Regions from separate parts of the Homo sapiens genome. Here region 2 is linked to region 1. Evidence: chromatin loops called from intact Hi-C (ENCODE). Cell type or tissue: lower leg skin. All regions are shown on one strand. Links, peaks and the distances in the headings refer to the core of each region. The heading gives the core; the rest is flanking DNA. Region 1 has its middle 64 kb from the start of FAM98B. Region 2 has its middle 42 kb from the start of LINC02345.

Evidence for each region. Hi-C counts contacts between places; a loop is a spot of excess contacts. Peaks named below come from ENCODE experiments on the same cell type or tissue, not always from the same donor. Only the 100,000 strongest peaks of a DNase experiment are listed, where the experiment ranks them.
Region 2: a loop joins it to region 1, with 6 times the contacts of the local background. A loop is called at or near these places in 54 of 110 quality-filtered maps.

Annotation. Positions count from the first base shown.
Region 1 is chr15:38,384,963-38,395,118 of GRCh38, forward strand. No RefSeq gene overlaps it. Among named protein-coding and RNA genes, the nearest start is that of FAM98B, 64 kb to the right of the region's middle. RefSeq lists a silencer at 2,057-2,240. In lower leg skin, for the core only: no CTCF peak of the experiment used is centred there; a DNase peak (open chromatin) is centred at 5,156.
Region 2 is chr15:37,992,916-38,003,071 of GRCh38, forward strand. It overlaps a transcript of TMCO5A not described here. Among named protein-coding and RNA genes, the nearest start is that of LINC02345, 42 kb to the right of the region's middle. In lower leg skin, for the core only: no CTCF peak of the experiment used is centred there; no DNase peak of the experiment used is centred there.

The DNA.
Region 1 (10,156 bases), core at 718-8,717:
AAGGAAAAAGATAAACACCAGCTGCCAGTCCTTTGGTTGTACAACAAGGATCCATGGACAAAATCCCCTTTTCTAGATTGGTTTCTTCAGTGCTTTGTCCCTGAAGTCAGGAAGTACTTTGCTACTAAGGGATTGCCTTTTAAAGTTCTTTGGATATTGGACAATGCCTCTGGCCACCCAGAACTCCCTGGGTTCAACAGTGAAGGCGTTGAGGTGGTCTACTTGCCCCTGAACACAATGTCTCTAACTTAGCCTCTGGATCAGGGGGTCATAAGGACCCAAGGCTCATTACACATGGTTCATGGTACTCTTTGGACAGATTGTCAATGCCATGGAAGAGAACCCTGAGAGAGAGCGAGCATCATGAAAGTTCGGAAGGATTATACCATTGAAGATGCCATCGTTGTTACAGAAAAAGCTGTGAAAGTCATCAAGCTCAAAACAGTAAATTCTCACTAGAGAATACTGTGTCCAGATGTTGTGTGTAACTTCTCAGGATTTATGACAGAGCCAGTCAACGAAACCATGAAAAAGATGATGGGTGTGATGAAAAGGTTGGGGGTATAGGGTTTCAAGATACGGATCTAGGAGAAATTCAAAAGCTAATAGACAACACACCAGATGAATTAACAGAAGACTACTTGGTGGAGAAGAGTGCTTTCAGACAACTGCCAGATGATGAAGAGGAAGACGCAGAATAGGCAGTGCCAGAAAACAAATTGACATGAGAAAACCTGGCAGATGGGTTCCAGTTATTCAAGACTGCTTTTGACTTCCTTTATGACATGAACCCTTCTATGATAAGGGCATTGAAACTAAAGCAAATGAAAGGATTGGTACCACATAGAAACATGGTTTAGAGAAATAAAAAACAAAAAAAGATACAAATTACTTCCAGTGTATTTTTGTAAAGTTATACCTGGGTGCCTGCCTTCCTCCCTCACCTTCCATCTCCTCTACCGACCAACCCCGCCTCATCTCCCCCTCCCCATCCTACCCAATGTGAAGATTATGAGGATGAAGACCTTTACAATGATCCACTCCCACTTAATGAATAGTAAGTACATTTTCTCTTCCTTGTAATTTTCTTGATGTTTCCTTTTCTCTATCTTACTTATATAAATAAAAGATTCTGGAGTTACAAATATAGTACCATATATGAAACTTATTCTCCACATGATTCATAGGCAAGCTATTACTCAAAAAATGGGTGAAGCCTAAAAGTTACAGAGGCCCACCAGATGCCATTAATAAGTTAATTTTATACAAACAAACTCTTTTAAAAACCACTGGTCCCTCACAGAAATTTGCTAGTTAACTGTGCCAAAGTACTAGAACCTGTAGCTTAATGCCTATCATCAGTTTTGGAAAATTCTTTTACTATCTCTTCAAATGTTTCTTCTGCTTTCTTTCCTCTGGTCTCCTTCTATGACTCTAATTATAGATCTTTTCCTTTTTTACCACACACTCTATGTCTCCTTTCTTTATTTTCTATATTTTTATCTCTTCATGCTTCAGTTTAAATATTTTCTTTTGACCTACTTCCAGCTTACAAATTTTTAATGCTGTGTATGATTTTGTGTTAAATCCATCCATTCAAGTCTCAATTTCATTTATGTTTTATCCACTTTAAAGTTTTTATTTGATTACTTACTATACTTCCCAATTTCCTGCCGACATTCCCAGACATGTCTTTTAGTTATTTGAACATACTAATCATATATATTTTAAGTTTATATTTATTTAATAACCTTATTATCTGGATTACTTGTATATTTGTGTCTGTGTTTTTTTTTCTTGATTTTCCATTACATCTTGTCTGCTTATATGCCTAATTGCCTGACTGATTTTTTTTTCTTTTTTGAGACAGGGTCTCACTCTGTTGCTCAGGCTGGAGTGCAGTGGCACCATCTCGGCTCACTGCAACCTGCATCTCAGGCTCGGGATGTCCTCCCACTTCAGCCTGCTGAGTAGCTGGGACTGCAGTGCATGCCACCATGCCTAGCTAATTTTTGTATTTTTTGTAGAGATGGTGTTTCAGCATATTGCCCAGGCTTGTATTGAACTCCTGGGCTCAAGTGATCTGCCCGCCTCAGCCTCCCAAAGTGCTGGGATTACAGGCATGAGCCACTGTGTCTGATCTGCCTGATTTTTTATTTATTTATTTATTTTTTTACTGAGATCTTGACATTGAAGAAATATTTTAAAGCTCTGGATTATATTATCTTCCTCCAAGAAGATTACTTTTGCTTAAGCAGGTATCTAGGCTAGGAGTGCTAGCAATTACAAATCATCTTAATTCAAACAAGAATTGAAATGATTTGATACTGAGCTTCAGTCTTTGAGAGGAATGATTTATTTCTAATTTGCTTTACTCTTAGGATTCATTTCCTGAAATAATTTCCAGGGCCCCTCCTCTGATTTTTCCCCGAGTCCTGTGAATCTGTTGAAAGCTTATTCAGCCTTTCAGCTATTACTTTTTAGACTGTCAATTACCTACAAAGGAAAAGCAGCTCTAAGTGCTGTGCTCACCTCTCTGCACTTTCTTGCTCTCTTGGATCTTGGGCCACAATTTCTTGGCACCTTAGTAGCTCTCTAATACCTTCAAACAAATTTAAAAGAATTTTTTTTAATTTTTCTAATTGTTTTAAATGGGAAAATACTTCTGAGACAACCTAGTCTACCAAAGCTGGAAGCAAAATTTCATTGAAAGGGAAAGATGAAACATGAGCTTTTGCTTTATGAAAGATCAAAGGGTACCAAATTTGCTGATGTTTTCTCTGATGCTATAGAGTTATTGATAGTATGCTTCCTTGCAGATTTCTTTGTAAATAATAAGCATCTTGATCTAGTCTTTTGAGGTAAATATAAAGTTTAACAGCGAGTAAGAAAGGGACTACTTTTCAAAAGAACTTTGTGCTATGGAGAGAGAATTTTGAAAGAAGCATTGGTAAAACATTTCCATCATTTTAAGATTTTGTTGTTGCACGTATCAGGTTAACACTTACAAAGTCTCATCTGCAAGACAGTTACAAATTAGGAATTACAGTTTTTTCAACTGTTTAAATCTTTCTAGCAGAAAAAATTTTATTGAGTCTGGAAGCCATTTGTTAAAAATAAAAAAAGCAACATCTTCTAATTGTTTGCCCAATAGTAGCAGAAATGAACATTAGCTAACTAAATTTTCTCCTCCCTCCAAAAAACCCTTTGCATAATTGGTAGATGGGATTTTAAAAATAACAAGTGTAGTTTAATAAACAGAACCAACAATGAACTTCTTTAATTTAGATTTATATCTTTGTGAATTTTTTCTTTTCCTTTTTTTTTCTTTTTGAGACAGTCTCACTCTGTCCCAGGCTGGAGTGCAGTGGCCTGATTGTAGCTCACTGCAGCCTCAAACTCCTGGGCTCAAGTGATCCTTCCATCTTGGGATCCTCCCTCCCAAGTAGCTGGGACCACAGGTGCATGCCACCACGCTTGGCTAATCTTTTTTTTTTTTTTTTTTTTTTTTCAGATGGAGTCTTGCTCTGTCACCCAAGCTGGAGTGCAGTGGCGTGATCTCAGCTCACTGCAACTTCTGCATCCCAGGTTCAAGCAATTCTCCTGCTTCAGCCTCCCGAGTAGCTGGGATTACAGGCATGTGCCACCACACCCGGCTAATTTTTGTATTTTTAGTAGAGACAAGGTTTCACCACGTTGGCCAGGCTGGTCTTGAACTCCTGACCTCAAGTGATCCACTCGCCTTGGCTTCCCAAAGTGCTGAGATTACAGGTATGAGCCACTGTGGCTGGCCTAATCTTTTCTTTTTTGTAGAGATGAGGTCTCCCTATGTTATCCAAGCTGGTCTTGAACTCCTGGGCTCAGGCAATCCTCTTGCCTCAGCCTCCCAGTGTAAATTTTTTCTAGTTATAGCAGCCATTCACATCAAGTATAAAAATAAGCTGAATGTAGGACCAGACATTTGAAGCATATTCAGTAACTTGCTCACATTAATAATTTGTTAATGACATAAAAAGTGATTTTGTGCCATTTTAATAAATGTATTTAAAAGTATTGTTACTTCATCATTTTTTCTTTTTTAGGTGTTAGAATTCCATGTATAAGTATTGTGGTGTATATATAATTTATAAGTAAACTTATGTATATTAGAAGTAATACTAAGAAATATTAGCTGGTGGGTATGTGATCAAAAAATTTTGGATGCTACTTCTCTAGAGAATATATCAGAGGCAGCATACACTAAAAAAGCAAACAAACAACCAAAAAAACAACAGAGTTTATACTTCAAAGATAAAATATAGTCAAGCTATTAAACAACAAACAAAACAAAACAAAACAAGACAGCTGAGTTAGCATTCCCTCAAATTGCAGAGCCAGGCGGAAGTTGGCATTTCTGCTTCCAATTACTTCTCTTCTCTGTTTTCAGACAGGCACCATGGTTTCCACAAAGCTCTCCTAAAGCCAGAGATGTTTCCAACTGACCTGTAGTAATTAGGAGCACAAGCCTTGAGTCCTGGTGAAGTTATGTGATCTCCGGGAAGTTATAGAAATCGTGCACACCTCAGTTGTCTCATCTGTAGGATGGACTAATAATAGTATTTTATTTATTTCTTTTTACCAACTGACATCTGAGCACCTCTCCCGTTTGTAGCTGTTGTCTCTCCATCTATTCTGGGACTCTCTGTGGAGCCAAAGGGTCCAGATATTCCCTACCCCTGGCAGTTGGAACACAAGTGGCTGTGGTGGAACTGAAGGCCCAGTGTTGGCAAGGCCAGTGAGGGTTCTAGCCAGAGCAGTTTCGTAGTATCACCTTTCCGGTCCTAGTTCTTTTTCCTTCTTGTCAATTCTGTGAGCCAATCAATAGTCTTCAAATAAAACACCTTTCTGCCTACGTAAGCTGGAGTCACTTCTGATACTTGCATCCAAGGACTTTGAGAAGGGCATTATCTTACTCTGGTTTTGTTGTTGTTCATTCTGTTTTTAAAATTATGTACAAATGGTTCAAATACTTTTTTGGCATACAATGTTATGAATTTTAACATCTGTATGGATTAAAACACCACTGCAATCAGGATACAGAACAGTTCCATACCTGGCAAAACTCCTTTCTGCTACCTTTATGTAGTCATGCCTGCCCACTTACACTCATGTGCACCACCCAGTGGTCAGTCTGGGTAGTGGTCTATCATGAGTTCAGTTCTCAAAGTCTTTTTGGTAGGCCAATTGCGATCAGATCCGTACATGTACAACTAAAGGGTAAGCCCAGTAGTTAACAAACAACTTTATGGGTCACTTTCCAGAGCTCATACCTCTCTGCAATTTTCCAGTAATTTCAGGTTCTCAAGCTCTCCTCTTTGGGCCTGTGGCCAGCATGCAGAGGCTTTACTTACCCCGCTCTGCCATCCATGGGACCAAGTGGTAGAAGGTTGGTGAGACAGAGAGAGAGAGAGAAAAGGCAACAGGGTTTGCTCCATCCTCTTGGGATCACAGCTTCATGGTTTGGGGAGGAAATCTCCCCTCTATCACAGTTTTGGCTCCTGTTGAATTGCAGCCTCTACCACTGTTGCCATGGGATTGTGGGGTGCAAGCAAATGGAGAGAATGAAAAAGAGTGAGGGGACTTATACATCATCTTGGAGTTTTAGGAGTTCCTTTTTCTACTCCTGAGCCAGATCTAGAGGCTTGCTCTTGGACCTCTAGAGAGAGATCATTCCAGTGCCGGCTCCCCAGTTCAACAGTGCATTAAGTTTAGGCCATGAGATACCAGAAAGGAAAAAATGATAAACTCCACCAGTTTGGTGAAACTTTGAATTCTGGTCTTCTTCCTCAATCAGTCTGCTACCAATTTCATTCCAGAGTCCTCAAATAGGCTCATACACTCTGTCCAGAATTCAGAGTTGTGTTTACTAAGAGACATTTTTGTTTTTTGCAAGGATCCAAGGTGATATTGCATGTATTATAGCAGAATGCCTGATACAAATTGAAAGATCATTAAATATTAGATATTTTAACTCATTTATTCTGCTTAAGCTATTAACCAAAATTAATTATTAACATCAAATTTATTTTAAACTATTTAAGACCAAGAGACTGACTTAAAAACAATTTAAACTAACTTTAATTTACATTTTAAACAATTTAAATGCCCAGGACCCAGTATGATATTATGTTCTTTTGAAAAGACTTTCTCTGAAACACTTTTTCTCCTCCCCTGCCCACATTTTAAACTTGATTTACAGGTCAGGTTTATTTACAGTTGTGATGTGCTATGATATTTGTGTCACAGGACAAAACGATTTGAAGATGACCCTATACCCCTATCATCTGTAGGTCAAAACTGAGAGGTGAGGAATAGATGGGGCAGGGAAGCTCTGGTTCAAGGATGGTGTTTTTCTCCCTTCTGAGTCATCACTTGTGACCACAAGTCCATTAGTGTGGAGATTTTCAGGGGATTTTTTTGTTTGTTTGTTTGTTTGTAACTTAGGCCAGTGAAAAAAGAACAGGAATTAGAGTCTGAAGAATTCAGTTCATTGACACTAGGAGATGAACCAAACAAATCTGCCCACCCACAACCTGAAAATAAAACGTACACACATAAAATAACAATGTAATACATAATGTAATTAGTAAATAAAGCTGTATTGGAACGGGGTCACACTCATTTCTTTACATATTCTCTATAGTTACTTTCCTGCTATAACAGCAGAGTTTAGTAGTTGGAACATAAACCATTTTGCAAAACCTAAAATATTTACTGTATGGCTTTTTTACAGAAAAAGTTTGTGTAGAAAATCCAAAAGAATTGACAAAAATACTCCTGGAACTAATAAGTTATTATAACAAGTTTGGAGGATACAAGGTTAATATACAAAAGACAATTGCTTTCCTATATACTAGCAATGAACAAATGGAATCTGAAATTTAAAACATAATGCCATTTACATTAACACTCAGCTATAAGTCTTAAAAGTATGTACAAGATCTATATGGGGAAAACGACAAAACTCTGATGAAAGAAATCAAAGAAGATCTAAATAAATGGAGAGATAATTCATGCTTATGAATGGGAAGACTCCATATTATCAAGATGTCAGGTCTTCGTAACTTGATTTACAGATTCAGTGCAATCCCAATCAAAATTCCATCAAGTCATTTGTGGATACTGGCAAACTGATTCTAAAGTTTATATGGAGCAGTGAAAGACCTAAAATAGCCAATACAATATTGAAGGAGAAGAACAGAGTTGGAGGAGTGACACTCGAGAACTTCAAGACTTCCTAGAAAGTTACGGTAATCAAGACTGTGTGGTATTAATGAAAGAGTAAACAAATTAATGGAACAGAATGGAGAGCCCAGAAATCGATTCATGTAAATAGAGTCGACTGATTTTTGACAAAGGAGCAAAGGCAATAAAATGAAACAATGGACATCCATATGCAAACAAATGAATTTAGACTGAGACCCTTCATCAAAATTAACTAAAAATGGATCACAGACCTAAATGTAAAAGGCTATATTATAAAACTCCTAGAAGGTAACATAGGAGAATCAAGATGACCTGGTTTGGTGATGACTTTTTTGATGCAATACCAAAGGCATGAATTATGAAAGGAAGAATTGATAAACTGGACTTTATTAAAAATTTTTAGAGAACTGCTCTGAAAAATATACTTCAAGAGAATGAAAAGACAAGCCACATACTGGGAGAAAATGTTTGCAAAAACATATCTGATAAAGGACTGTTGTCCAAAATTAAAAAAACAAAAAACAAACTTAAAACTCAACAATAAGAAAACAAACAACCCAATTAAAAAATGGGCCAGGCCAGGCACTGTGGCTCATGCCTGTAATCCCAGCACTTTGGGAGGCTGAGGTGGGCAGATCCCTTGAGTCCAGGAGTTCAGGACCAGCCTGGGTGACATGGCGAAACCTCATCTCTACAAAAATTAGTCAGATGTGATGGCACATGCCTGTAGTCCCAACTACTCAGGAGACTGAAGTGGGAGGATCAGTTGAGTCCAAGAGGCAGAAGTTGCAGTGAGCTGAGATTGTGCCACTGCACTCAAGCCTGGGTGACAGAGTGGGACCCCATCTGAAAACAAAGGGCCAAAGGTCTTAACAGATATCTCACCAAAGCAGATATACAGATGGCAAACAAGCATATGAAAAGATGCTCCACCTCATTTGTCATCAGGAAAATGCAAATTAAAATAACAATGAGATACCACTACATACATATTAGAATGGCCAAAATCCAGAGCACTGACAACAACAAGTGGTGGTGAGGTTGTGGAGCAATGGGAACTCTCATTTATTGCTGATGGAATGCAAGGCTGTACAGCCACTTTGGAAGACAGTTTGGTGGTTTCTTACAAAATTAAACATAAGCATACCCTTACCATATCATTCAGCAATCACACTCCTTGGTATTTACCTAAAGGAGGAGAAAACTTTTGTCCACACAAAAATCTGCACAAGGATGTTTATAGCAGCTCCATTCATACTTGCCAGAAGTTGGAAGCAACCAAGATGCCCCTCAGTAGGTGAATAGATAAATTATGGTACATCTAGACAAGGGAATATTATTCAGAGCTAAAAAGAAGTGAATTATTAAGTCATAAAAAGACATGGAAGAAACTTAAATGCATATTACTAAGTGGAAGAAGCCAATCTGAAAAGGCTACATATTGTATGATTCCAACTATATGACATTCCACACCCACAGATGTAAACACCAAGAATGAGCCCCAATGTACACTATGACCTTTGGATGGTAATAATGTGTCAATGTAGGTTCATCAATAGTCATAGATGTACCACTCTGCTGCTGGATGTTGATATTAGGGGAGGCTATACATGTGTCGGGGAGGGGGATATATGACATAGCTCTGTGCTTTCCTCTCTATTTTGCTGTGAACCTAAAACTGCTCTTAAAAAAACAAGTATTAAAAAAAGTTTGCCAACCCCTGTTTTGGAGCTAACTCTGATCATTTGGGCAAATAATTTTTTCTCTCTCTGGGTACGTCTGTTTCCACATTTATATAAAAAGAAAGAGCTGAACTAGATAATCTGTAAGGCCCCATCTGTGCCTCACATGCTGTCTCTCTCTGCCACTATTGTTAAAGGACAACACACTATTGGTTGATTTTAAATGTTTACTTTTGGAAAATTTCAAACCTATACAAATGCAGAGAGAATGGTATAACAAGCCCTCATGTACTCATCACCCAACTTCAACAAATACAAACTCATGGCCAATCTGGTTTCATTCATACCCTCCTAACTCCCAGGCACTACCACCTACTACCACCCCACTAGATTTTTTAAAAGCAAAACCTAGACATTATCATGTCATTCATAAATATAGTATACAGCTCTAAGAGATAAGGGTTCTTTTTTAAAACATATGAAACTATTTAAAACATTTTTTGCTGAGATAAAATTCACCATTTTATCCATTTTACAGTATATAATTAAATGGTTTTTAGTATATACACAACGTTGTCCTTCACTAGTAAAGCTGTCCTTCTCTATGGTGGGCATGGAAAATAGGAAATTCCCTTCCATCACCCCAAAAAGAAAACCCTTACACATTAGCAGCCACTTCCAAATCCTCACAACCCTTTAGACTACTTTCTGTCTCTATAGATTTGCTTATTTCGAACATTTTATATAAATGGAATCATACAATGTGTGGCTTTTTTGGTCTGGCTTCTTTCACTTAGGATAATGTTTTCAAGACTCATCAATATCATAGAGGTATCAGTACTTCATTCCTTCTTCTGGCTGAATAATATTCCACTGTATAGGTAAACCCCATTTTGTTTTCCCATTCATCAGTTGATCAACATTTGGATTATTTTCTCCACTTTTTGGCTATTATCATCAATGCTATTGTGAAAATTCACGTATCACTTCTTGTGACAGCATATGTTTTCTTTTCTCTTGGGTATATACCTAGGAGTGGAATTACTGGATCATTGGTTATTCTACATTTAACTTTTTGAGGAATTGCTAGACCGTTTTCCAAAGTGGCTGCACCGTTTTTATCTTCCCACCAGCAATGTGTGTGGTCCTGATTTCTCCACATCCTTGGTAACATGTTATTTGTCTTTTTTATTATACCCATTCTAGTGGGTGTGAAGTATCCCTTTGTT
Region 2 (10,156 bases), core at 1,336-9,335, 390 kb before region 1:
GGTGATAAAATAATCTGTACAACAAACCCCAATGACATGAATTTACCTATATAACAAACTTGCACAAGTACCCCTGAACCTAAAATAAAAGTTTTTAAAAAATTAAAATATTTTCATTTCAGTTATGATATTTTTTAGCTCCAAAATTTCTTTTTAGTTTATTTTTTTACAGTTTCTATTTATCAATATTTTCATTCTGTTCATACATTGTTGTGTTTACTTTTTCTAGATCTTTTAAGTCCTTGAGCATCTTTATGAGAGTTGCTTTAAAGTATTTGTCTAGCAAGTTCACCATCTGGATTTTCTTGGGGTTTCTGTTTTTTTTTAAATGGGGGCCACATTTTACCAGTTTTTAATATGCTTGGTGATGTTTCTTGTTGAAAATTGAACATCTGGATTATAATGAAGTAATTCGGAAAAGAAGTTTCTCCTCCTTCCCCAGGGTTTGCTAATTTGGGTTTTTTTTTTTATTTTTGATTGTTATAGACTGTCTGCGAGGGATGAGCCTGAGGTGTCAGCATCTTCACAGGTCTTTTGAGCCTGCATGCACAAAAGGGTCTACTGTCCCTGGGTATGCACATTAACTCTCTGAATTTCTCTGTATATGTGGTTACTTTTGAATGTCTTAGATTTTAAATATCTGGTTCCCAAAACCAGATTACAATGAAGGGATAGGAGATTGGGGGTAGAATATCAAAAGAGTGCTGACCCTTTAAATCCTCTGAAAGTTAATTCAGCTTTGGGGGAGAGCCTTGCAATGGTGTGGGGAGGGTGTAACAATGGCTGCCTACCTATGTGTCTGCATCTCCAAGATCAAAAATAGCAATCATGGATCAGATCATAGATCCCCAATTTATGAAGGACAGGGCTTTGAGGCTTACCCGGCTCCCACAATGGGTACGGATGTGTTGCCTGCCCTTGGGGTGGGGCATGGGAGATGGGTAGCTGCTACTCTGCTAAAAGCTGAACTTACCCAGTTTGTCATCCAAACTTTCCCCTGGAAGTTGTAAGCCTTCAAACAGATTCTAGATCAGACAGGTTTTGCCAGTGCAGTTGTTGTCTAGGTAGGAAGACAGATTCCTGGTGCTTCCTGCTCTACCATCTTCCCAGAATCCTCGACTTAATCTAGTTTTATAAAATTGGGGAACCAACCTTAACTCAAAAAAAGAATTTAAACCTCTCCTCCATCCAGTCTTTCTCTGCAGAGCAGAGGATCCACTGTTGGTGTCCCTGTGGCCCAGCTGGAAGGTGAGGGAAGTAATACAGTGACAGAGAGGGAGAAGTCTACAGTGAAAGCCTAGTGACCCCAGAGAAAAGGGCCCAAGAGGCTCCCAGGCCTCCATTAGCAGGCTTCCAGATTAAAACAGTGTTCAATAAAAAGGACAATGCAAGATCCGGCTAAGAGAGTCAGGAACTAGAGGAGGAGAAGCATGACAAGATTTTCCAGTGGCTAGTAGGAAACAAGGCTCACATATTCCCTGAGCTGGAGTCTCACTGTTCTCATGGCTTTTTACCTGGTGCCCCTACCCTCAGATATGGATGTAAGGAAAGAGTTAAAAAAGATTATGCTAAAAGGATACCAAATATACTAAATATACGACTTGATAGTCATTGCAATTGGTTGCGCTTTTGATTCAACCTCTCATTCCAGCTGCTTGATAATCTCTGGGATCCTGCATCTGCACTTACCATGTCAGCTGGTCCACCCAGCTTCCTATCACACTTCAGTTCCATAAATGGCTGCCTACAGAGGAAAGCTTCACATGTGCCTAAAAACTCCCTTCAGATCGTCATCAGCCCGTATTCAGCCACAAGGAGGTCTTTCAATCTGAAACTCCAGAGATATTAATATCTATCGCTGTACAAGCCAGCCCAGTTCTGGGAAGGAAGGAAGGGAAGGGAATGTGTGAAGACAAGAGTGAGTGGTGGGTGGGGAGGACTGTTCTGTGCATGTTCCTATCACTTTAGTAGCTCATCAAAGAGAGCAAACGTCAGCACCTCTTGATTTGGTTTTGACTCCCCCAGATTTCTACAATTTCAGATTCTTGTTTTAAGTGCCAGTAAAACCTTTTCCCTTGGGGCTAGGGAACTGTGCAAAGGAAATAATAATACTGGCAGAGTGATTTGTTAGGTGTTCAATGGTGCTAAATCCTTATAAGCAAAAGCTCTCCCTACCTCCACCTATTTGTGCCCTCCCTACGCCCACATACCAGCCAATCTGGAAATGAGGAAAAACACTACAAAAGAGGAAAGGCAGACTCAGCCCCTCTCTAGGGACCTTTGTGCCAGCTACAAAGGAAAGACCACTACAGAGGTAAAAAAAAAATCTTTCTCCTGTCTTTGCCACCCACTCCCCCAATCATGCTCTTAAGACTTAAAGCCACAAGTCAACAGAGCTTCTCCACATTGTTCTTTTTCCCTTTTCATTCAGATTCCAAAATAATCAGAGAAACCCCACCTTACTTTCTCACTCCACAGGAGATGAACCATGCAGTTTGGTAAAATTATTTTGCATCCTGCAATCAGATTTTTATTTCTCCTCTTTCCCTCTGATGTAGCTTGCATTTCTTGGACAATAATGGTTAGAAAGTTGCCTCAGTAACAGGCCTTGGCATTTCTCACAAAGTCCAAATTGGTAACTTCCACCGAAGAGCCCAGTGGCTAATCCCAAATGTGCTTTCTAATTTATGCTCTGTCTGATCCAAAACTGCTCTGTGAATTTCCCACTGTCATGTTCCTGCAGTTCAGTCAGTCATTTTGTAGAAGCACATGATCCTTAGGATCCCAGCACTATATGGCACGGCTGCAAAAATTATTTTTATCTCTGGCTGCTCTATGAGGACTCAGAAAAGATATAAGAAATAGATGAGAAAATAACAAAATTGCGTTTCCAGAGGTATATTAGAGTGGACTGTTATGCAATCCCCTCCAAAAAAAAAACAAACAAACAAACAAAACCTGTATTCACTTTATCCACACGATGGTGCTAGCCTCAAAAAAATCGCCCTTCTCAGTCTTGCAAGAAGAATGAAAACAGTTCCACTTCCCTCTCATTAATGGCAAAGCTGTATACTGTAGCCAAGGCATCACTTACCTAGGGGGACGTTAATTCTGCAAATAAGCACCTAAAATAGATGGGTTCATCCTAATCCCCTTCCCCACCCCACTTCCCAGGGAGATAAAAAGGAACAAAATCACTGTTCTTTTCAACTCACTGATTCAATCATTTTAGCAACCCTGGGGCGTAAGAGTGATTCATGCTGGGCTTTTGGATGTGTGCAATCTTGGCACAGACCCTCACTACGCCTTAGAGGGAGCTGAGTGACTTGGGAGTATGTGGGGGAGCACTAGTCAACCAGCAGTCTAAAGCTCCTCATTGGGTTCTAATAAGTGTTGCTGGGAATGAAAGAAGATGGGAGCACCAGACATTTCACCAGGGTCACTGAATGAAAGAAGTGGATTCAACGTGGGCGCCTTCCAGGCTAATGGGCAAAGAAAACTAGGAAGTCTGTTTTGGGCTTCTCAACTCAAAAATATGCTCTCTACCTGTCTAATGACCAAGTTTCACCAGCTGCCTCTTCTTTTTATGGAATTTAGATCTTTCACTTAAATGTCTTAAAAGCTCAGGGTAATCTTGTTAAGCATGCTAAATAGTGCTTAGGTAACATTAAGATGCCAAATGGAACCAATTACCAGGTGTATAAACAAATAATTTTTAAAAGCAGGAAACCTGTCAAAACCAAAAAGCACTCTCAACTTTAGAAAGGGAGAACCAACTGAAGCTCTTTAATGGCTCTAAGTAAGCCCTTACCTGAAGCTGATACTAATAACAATGATAACCATGAGCAGTGATATGGGTCCAAAATGTCTTCAGACCTGGCCCTGGACACTGGCAGCTTGATGACGCCTGTGATTTGGGAACTAGCAGAAGGCACCACTTACCATTACACCCAAACATCCCCCTGTGGCCCTTTTACATGTTTAAACCCTCCAACTTTAGCCCAGCTGCGAAGAATATTATTTCTATAACTTCTATCTTAAAACATACATTCTAACTGAGAAGGAAGAAACGACTGAAGGAAAAAATTCTCATTAGGATGAATGAGTTCATTAGATTGGCTCATTTATCCTTAGAATAACAAGGGGGTGGCACGTGAGGAGATGGCATGTAGGATAACTAAATGTCAACAAAGAACAAACAGTTTGACAGTCATAAGTTCTGGGAGAAAAACGACCTGGGAGACGGCAACAATGAGTTTGAAAGGATTTTTCTGTTTATCACAGATCAGACATAAAAATGATGATTCACAAGTTCAAAAGATTTTACAGATGCACTCACTTCAGCTCACACCGTGTCTTTTGTTTTAATGTGTAGTTGTTGCAAATATTCTAAATGACATTTTAAAATGCAAATATTTTTAAATGACATTGTAAATTCTGAAAATGTCATTTAAAGCCCAGATTTAGGGCTTCTCTTTAAAAAGTAAAAAGGTTTTTTCCCATAAGTTCAATTGTTTTAATTTTTAACTCCCAAAATAAGTGAAAATGTGGTTTGTCTTTCCCTCCTTGGCCTATTTCACTTAATGTCCTTCAGTTCCACCCATGTTATTGCAAATGACAGGATCTTGTTCTTTTTTATGGCTGAATAGTACTCCATAGTATGTATGTATCACATTTTCTTTATCAGTTTGTCTGTGGATGGACACTTAGGCTGCTTCCAAATCTTGGCTATTGTGAATAGTGTTGCAATAAACATAAGAGTGCAGATATTTCTTCAGTACACTCATTCCTTTTCTTGTGGGTATATGCCTAGCAGTGGGATTACTGGGTCATATGGTATTTCTATTTTTAGCGTTTTGAGAAACTTCCAAACTGTTCTCCATAGTGGATGTACTAATACACATTCACACCAACAGTGTACCATGGTTCTTTTTTCTCCATATAATCGCCAGCATTTGTTATTGTCTGTCATTTGAATAACTGGGGTGAGATTATATTTCATCGTAATTTTGATTTGCAGTTCTCTGATGATCAATTATGTTGAGTGCCTTTTCATATGCCTGCTTGCCATTTGTATGTCTTCTTTTGAGAAATGTTTATTCATATATTTTGCCCATTTTTAATCAGATTGTTAAAATTTTTTCCTATAGAGTCGTTTGAGCTCCTTATATATTCCACCTATTAATCGCTTGTCAGATAAGTAGCTTACAAATGTTTTCCCCCATTCCGTGGGTTGTGTCTTCACTTTGTTGAATTTTTCCTTTGCTCTGTAGAAGCTTTTTAACTTGATGTGACCCCATTTGTCCACTTTTGCTTTAGTTGCATGTGCTTGTGGGATATTACTCAAGAAATTTTTGCCCAGACAAATGTCCTGGAGAGTTCCCTAATGTTTTCTTTTAGTAGTTTCATAGTTTGAGGTTTTAGATTTAGGACTTTAATCCATTTTCATTTGATTTTTATATATAGCAAGAGATAGGGATCTAGTTTTATTCTTCTGAACATGGATATCCAGTTTTCCCAGCACCGTTTATGAAAAGACTGTCTTTTACCCTCTGTGTGTTCTTGGCACCTTTGTCAAAAATGAGTTCACTGTAGAGGTATGGATATATTTCTGGGGTCTCTATTTGATTCCATTGCTCTCTGTGTCTGTTTTTATGCCAGTATCATATAGTTTGGTTACTATAGCTCTGTAGTATAATTTGAAGTCAAGCAATGAAGTTCCTCCAGTTTTGTTCTTTTTGCCCAGGATGGCTTTGACTGTTCTGAGTCTTTTGTGGTTCCATATAAATTTTAGGATTTTTTTTTTATTTCTGTGGTGAATGTCATTGGTATTTTGATAGAGATTGCATTGAATCTGTAGATTGCTTTAGGTAGTATGGACATTTGAACAATATTGATTCTTCCAATCCATGAACACGAAATAACTTTCCATTTTGTTGTGTCCTCTTCAATTTATTTAATCAGTGTTTTATAGTTTTCTTTTTTTGTTGTTGTTGTTGTTGTTTTTTGAGATGGAGTTTCGCTCTTGTTGCCCAGGCTGGAGTGCAATGGCATAATCTCAGCTCACCGCAACCTCCACCTCCCAGGTTCAAGCGATTCTCCTGTCTCAGGCTCCCTAGTAGCTGGAATTACAGGCATGCGCCACCATGCCCAGCTAATTTTACATTTTTAGTAGAGATGGAGTTTCTCCGTGTTGGTCAGGCTGGTCTTGACCTCCCGACCTCAGGTGATCTGCCTGCCTCAGCCTCCCAAAGTGCTGGGATTACAGGCGTGAGCCACCACACCTGGCCCAATCAGTGTTGTATAGTTTTAATTATCATGATCTTTCTCTTCTTTGGTTAAGTTTACATCTAGGTATTTTATTTTATTTGTAGCTATTGTAAATGGAATTGCTTTCTCGATTTCCTTTTCAGATTGTTCACTGTTGGCATATAGAAATGCTACTGATTCTTGTATGTTGATTTTGCAGTCTGTACCTTTAATGAATATGTTTTAGTTCTAGCAGATCTTTTGGCAGATTTTTTAGGTTTTTCCAAATATGAGATTACATTATCCACAAACAAGCAGAATTTGACTTCTTCCTTTTGAATTTGCAGGCCCTTTATTTCCTTATCTTGTCTGATTGCTCTAACTAGGATTTCTAGTACTATGTTGAATAACAATAGTGAAAGTGACATCCTTGTCATGTTCCAGGTCTTAGAGAAAAGATTTTGGTTTTTCCTCATTCAGTGTTATACTAGCTGTGGATCTATCACATATGGCTTTTATTGTATTGAGGTATTTTCTTCCATACCCAGTTTTTTAAGGGTTTTTTTCATAAAGGGATGTTGAATTTTATCAAATGCTTTTTCAGCATCAATTGAAATGATCATGATTTTGTCCTTCATTCTGTTGATATAATGTATCATGCTGATTGATTTGCATATGTTGAACCATCTTTGCATCCCTGGAATAAATCCCACTTGGTCATACTGAATGATCTGTCTAATGTGTTGTTGAATTTGGTTTGCTAGTATTTTGTTGAGGATTTTTACATCACTGTTCATCAGCGATATTGGCCTGTAGCTTTCTTTTTTTGATGTGTCTTTGATTTTGGTATCAGGGTAATACTGGCCATGTAGAATGAGTTTGGAAGTATTCCCCCTCCTCAATTTTTCAGAATAGTTTGAGTAGAATTGGTTTTAGATCATCTTTAAATGCTTGGTAGAATTCAGCAATGATGCCATCAGGTCCAAGGCTTTTCTTTGCTAGAAGACTTTTGATTATGGCTTCGATCTTGTAACTTGTTATTGGTCTGTTCAGGTTTTGAATTTCTTCATGATTCAATCTGGGTAGGTTGTATTTGTCTAAGAATTTAACCATTTCTTTAGGTTTCCCAATTTATTGGCATAAAGTTGCTCATGGTAGCCTGTAATTATCCTTTGAATTTCTGTGGTATTGGTTGTAATGTCTCCTTTTTCATCTCAGAATTTTTTTTATTAGGGTCTTCTCTCTTTTTTTCTTAATCTGGCTAAAAGTTTCTCGGTTTTGTTTATCTTTTCAAAAAACAAACTTTTCATTTCATTGATCTTTGTGTATTTTTATTTAAATTTCATTCATTTCTGTTAAGATTTTTATTACTTCTGTTCTTATACTAATTTTGAATTTGATTTGCTCTTGTTTTTCCAGTTCTTTAAAATGTATAATTGTGTTATTTATTTGAAGTTTTTCTACTTCTTTGAAGGTGCTTATTGCTATATCCTTTCCTCTTAGTACTGCTTTTGCTGTACCCTAAAAGTTTTATGTTGTGTTTCCATTATCATTTATTTCAAGAAGACTTTCAATTTCCTTCGTAATTTCTTCATTGACTTGCTGGTCATTCAGAAACATACTGTTTACCAGTGTTTGTACAGTTACCAACATTCCTCTTGTTATTGATTTCTAGTTTTATTCCATGTGGTCAGATAAGATACTTGATATTATTTCAATTATTTTGAATTTTTAAGACATTCTGTGGCCTAACATATGGCCTATCCTTGAAAATAATCCATATGCTGAGTAAAAGAATGTGTATTCTGCAACCATTGGATGAAATGTTCTGTAAATATCTATTAGGTGCACTTGGTCTATAGTGCAAATTAAGTCAGATGTTTCTTTGTTGCTTTTCAGTCTAGGAGATATGTCCAATGCTGAAAGTTGGATGTGGAAGTCTCTGGCTATTATTGTATTGGGGTCTATCTCTCTCTTTAGCTCTAATAATATTTGTTATATATATCTGGATGCCCCAGTGTTGGGTGCATATACATTTAAAATTCTTATATATCCTCTTGCTGCATTGACCCCTTTATCAATATATAGTGACCTTCTTTGTTTCTTCTTATAGTTTTTGTCTTGAAATCTATTTTGTATGATATAAATATGGCTACTCCTGCTCATTTCATTTTCATTTGCATAGAATATAATTGTCCATCCCTTTATGTTCAGTCTATGTCACTTTACAGGTGATGAGTGTTTTTTATAGGCAATAGATCATTGGATCTTGTTTTTTTTTTTTTTTTAACGAATTAGCCACTCTATGTCTTTTGGTTGGAGAGTTTAGTCCATTTACATTCAATGTTATTATTGATAAGTAAAGACTTACTCCTGTCATTTTAAAATTTGTATCCTGATTGTTTTGTGGTCTTCTCTTCCTTCTTTCCTGTCTTCCTTTAGTGTAGGTGATTTTCTCTGGTGGTATGTTTCAATTTCTTGCTTTTTGTTTTGGTACATCTGTTGCATGTTTTTTGATTTGAGGTTACCATGAAGCTTATAAATAATATCTTATAACTCCTTATTTTAGACTAAGCTCAACTTAATGCTGATTGCTTAAACAAAGTAACAAGCAAGCAAAGAGAGAAGTAATACAAACTCTACACTTTAAATTCATCCCCCACTTTTTAACTTTTTGTTGTTCCTATTTATATCTTATTATATTGTCTGTGTTTTGAAAAATTTTTGTAGTTACTATTTTTGATAGGTTCATCTTTTAGTCTTTGTACTCAAGATATGAGTAGATTACACACCACAATTATTGTGTTATAATATTCTGTCTTTCTGTGTACCCACTATTACCAGTGAGTTTTGTATCTCCAGATGATTTCCTAATGCTCACTAATGTCCTTTTCTTTCAGACTGAGGAAGTGGATTTAGCATTTCTTGTAGGACAGGTCTAGTATTGATGAAATCCCTCAACTTTTGTTTGTCTGGGAAAGTCTTTATTTCTCCTTCATGTTTGAAGGATATTTTCACAGGGTATGCTACTTTAGGATAAAAGGTTTTTTTTTTTTCCTTCTGCATGTTACTTATTTCTTTTCTCTTGCTGCTTTCTTTATCATTGACCTTTGGGAGCTTGATTATTAAATGTCTTGAGGTAGTCTCATTTGGATTATATCTGCTTGGTGTTCTATCACCTTCTTGTACTTAAATATTGATATCTTTCCCTAGGTTTGGGAAGTTCTGTTATTTTCTCTTTAAATATACTTTCCACCCTGGTATCTCTCTCTCTCTTTCTCTCTCTCTCTTTCCTCTTTAAGGCCAATAACTTTTAGGTTTGCCCTTTTGAGACTATTTTCTAGATCTTGCATTTATGCTTCATTCTTTTTTATTCTTTTTTTTCTTTTGTCTTCTCTGGTTGTGTATTTTCAAATAGCCTGTCTTCAAGCTCACTAATTCTTCTGCTTGATCAAGTCTACTGTTAAGAGGCTCTGATGTGTTCTTTAGTATGTCAATTGTATTTTTCAGCTCCAGAATTTCTGCTTGATTCTTTTTTTAAAATTATTTCAATCTCTTCATTAATTTCATCTGATAGGATTCTGAATTCTCTCTCTGTGTTATCTCAAATTTTGTTGAGACTCCTCAAAACAGCTATTTTGAGTTCTCTGTCTGAAAGGTCACATATCTCTGTGTCTTTGGTACTGGTCACAGGTGCTTATTTCATTCATTTGGTGAAGCCATTTTCTGGGTAGTCTTGATGCTTGTAGATGTTTGTGGGTGTCTGGATGTTGAAGAGTTAGGTATTTATTATAGTCTTCTCAGTCTGAGCTTGTTTGTGCCCATCCTTCTTGGGAAGGCTTTCCGAGTCCCTTTTCAAAGAGATTTGGGCACTGTGATCTAAGTCTTTGGTCACTGCAGTTGCATG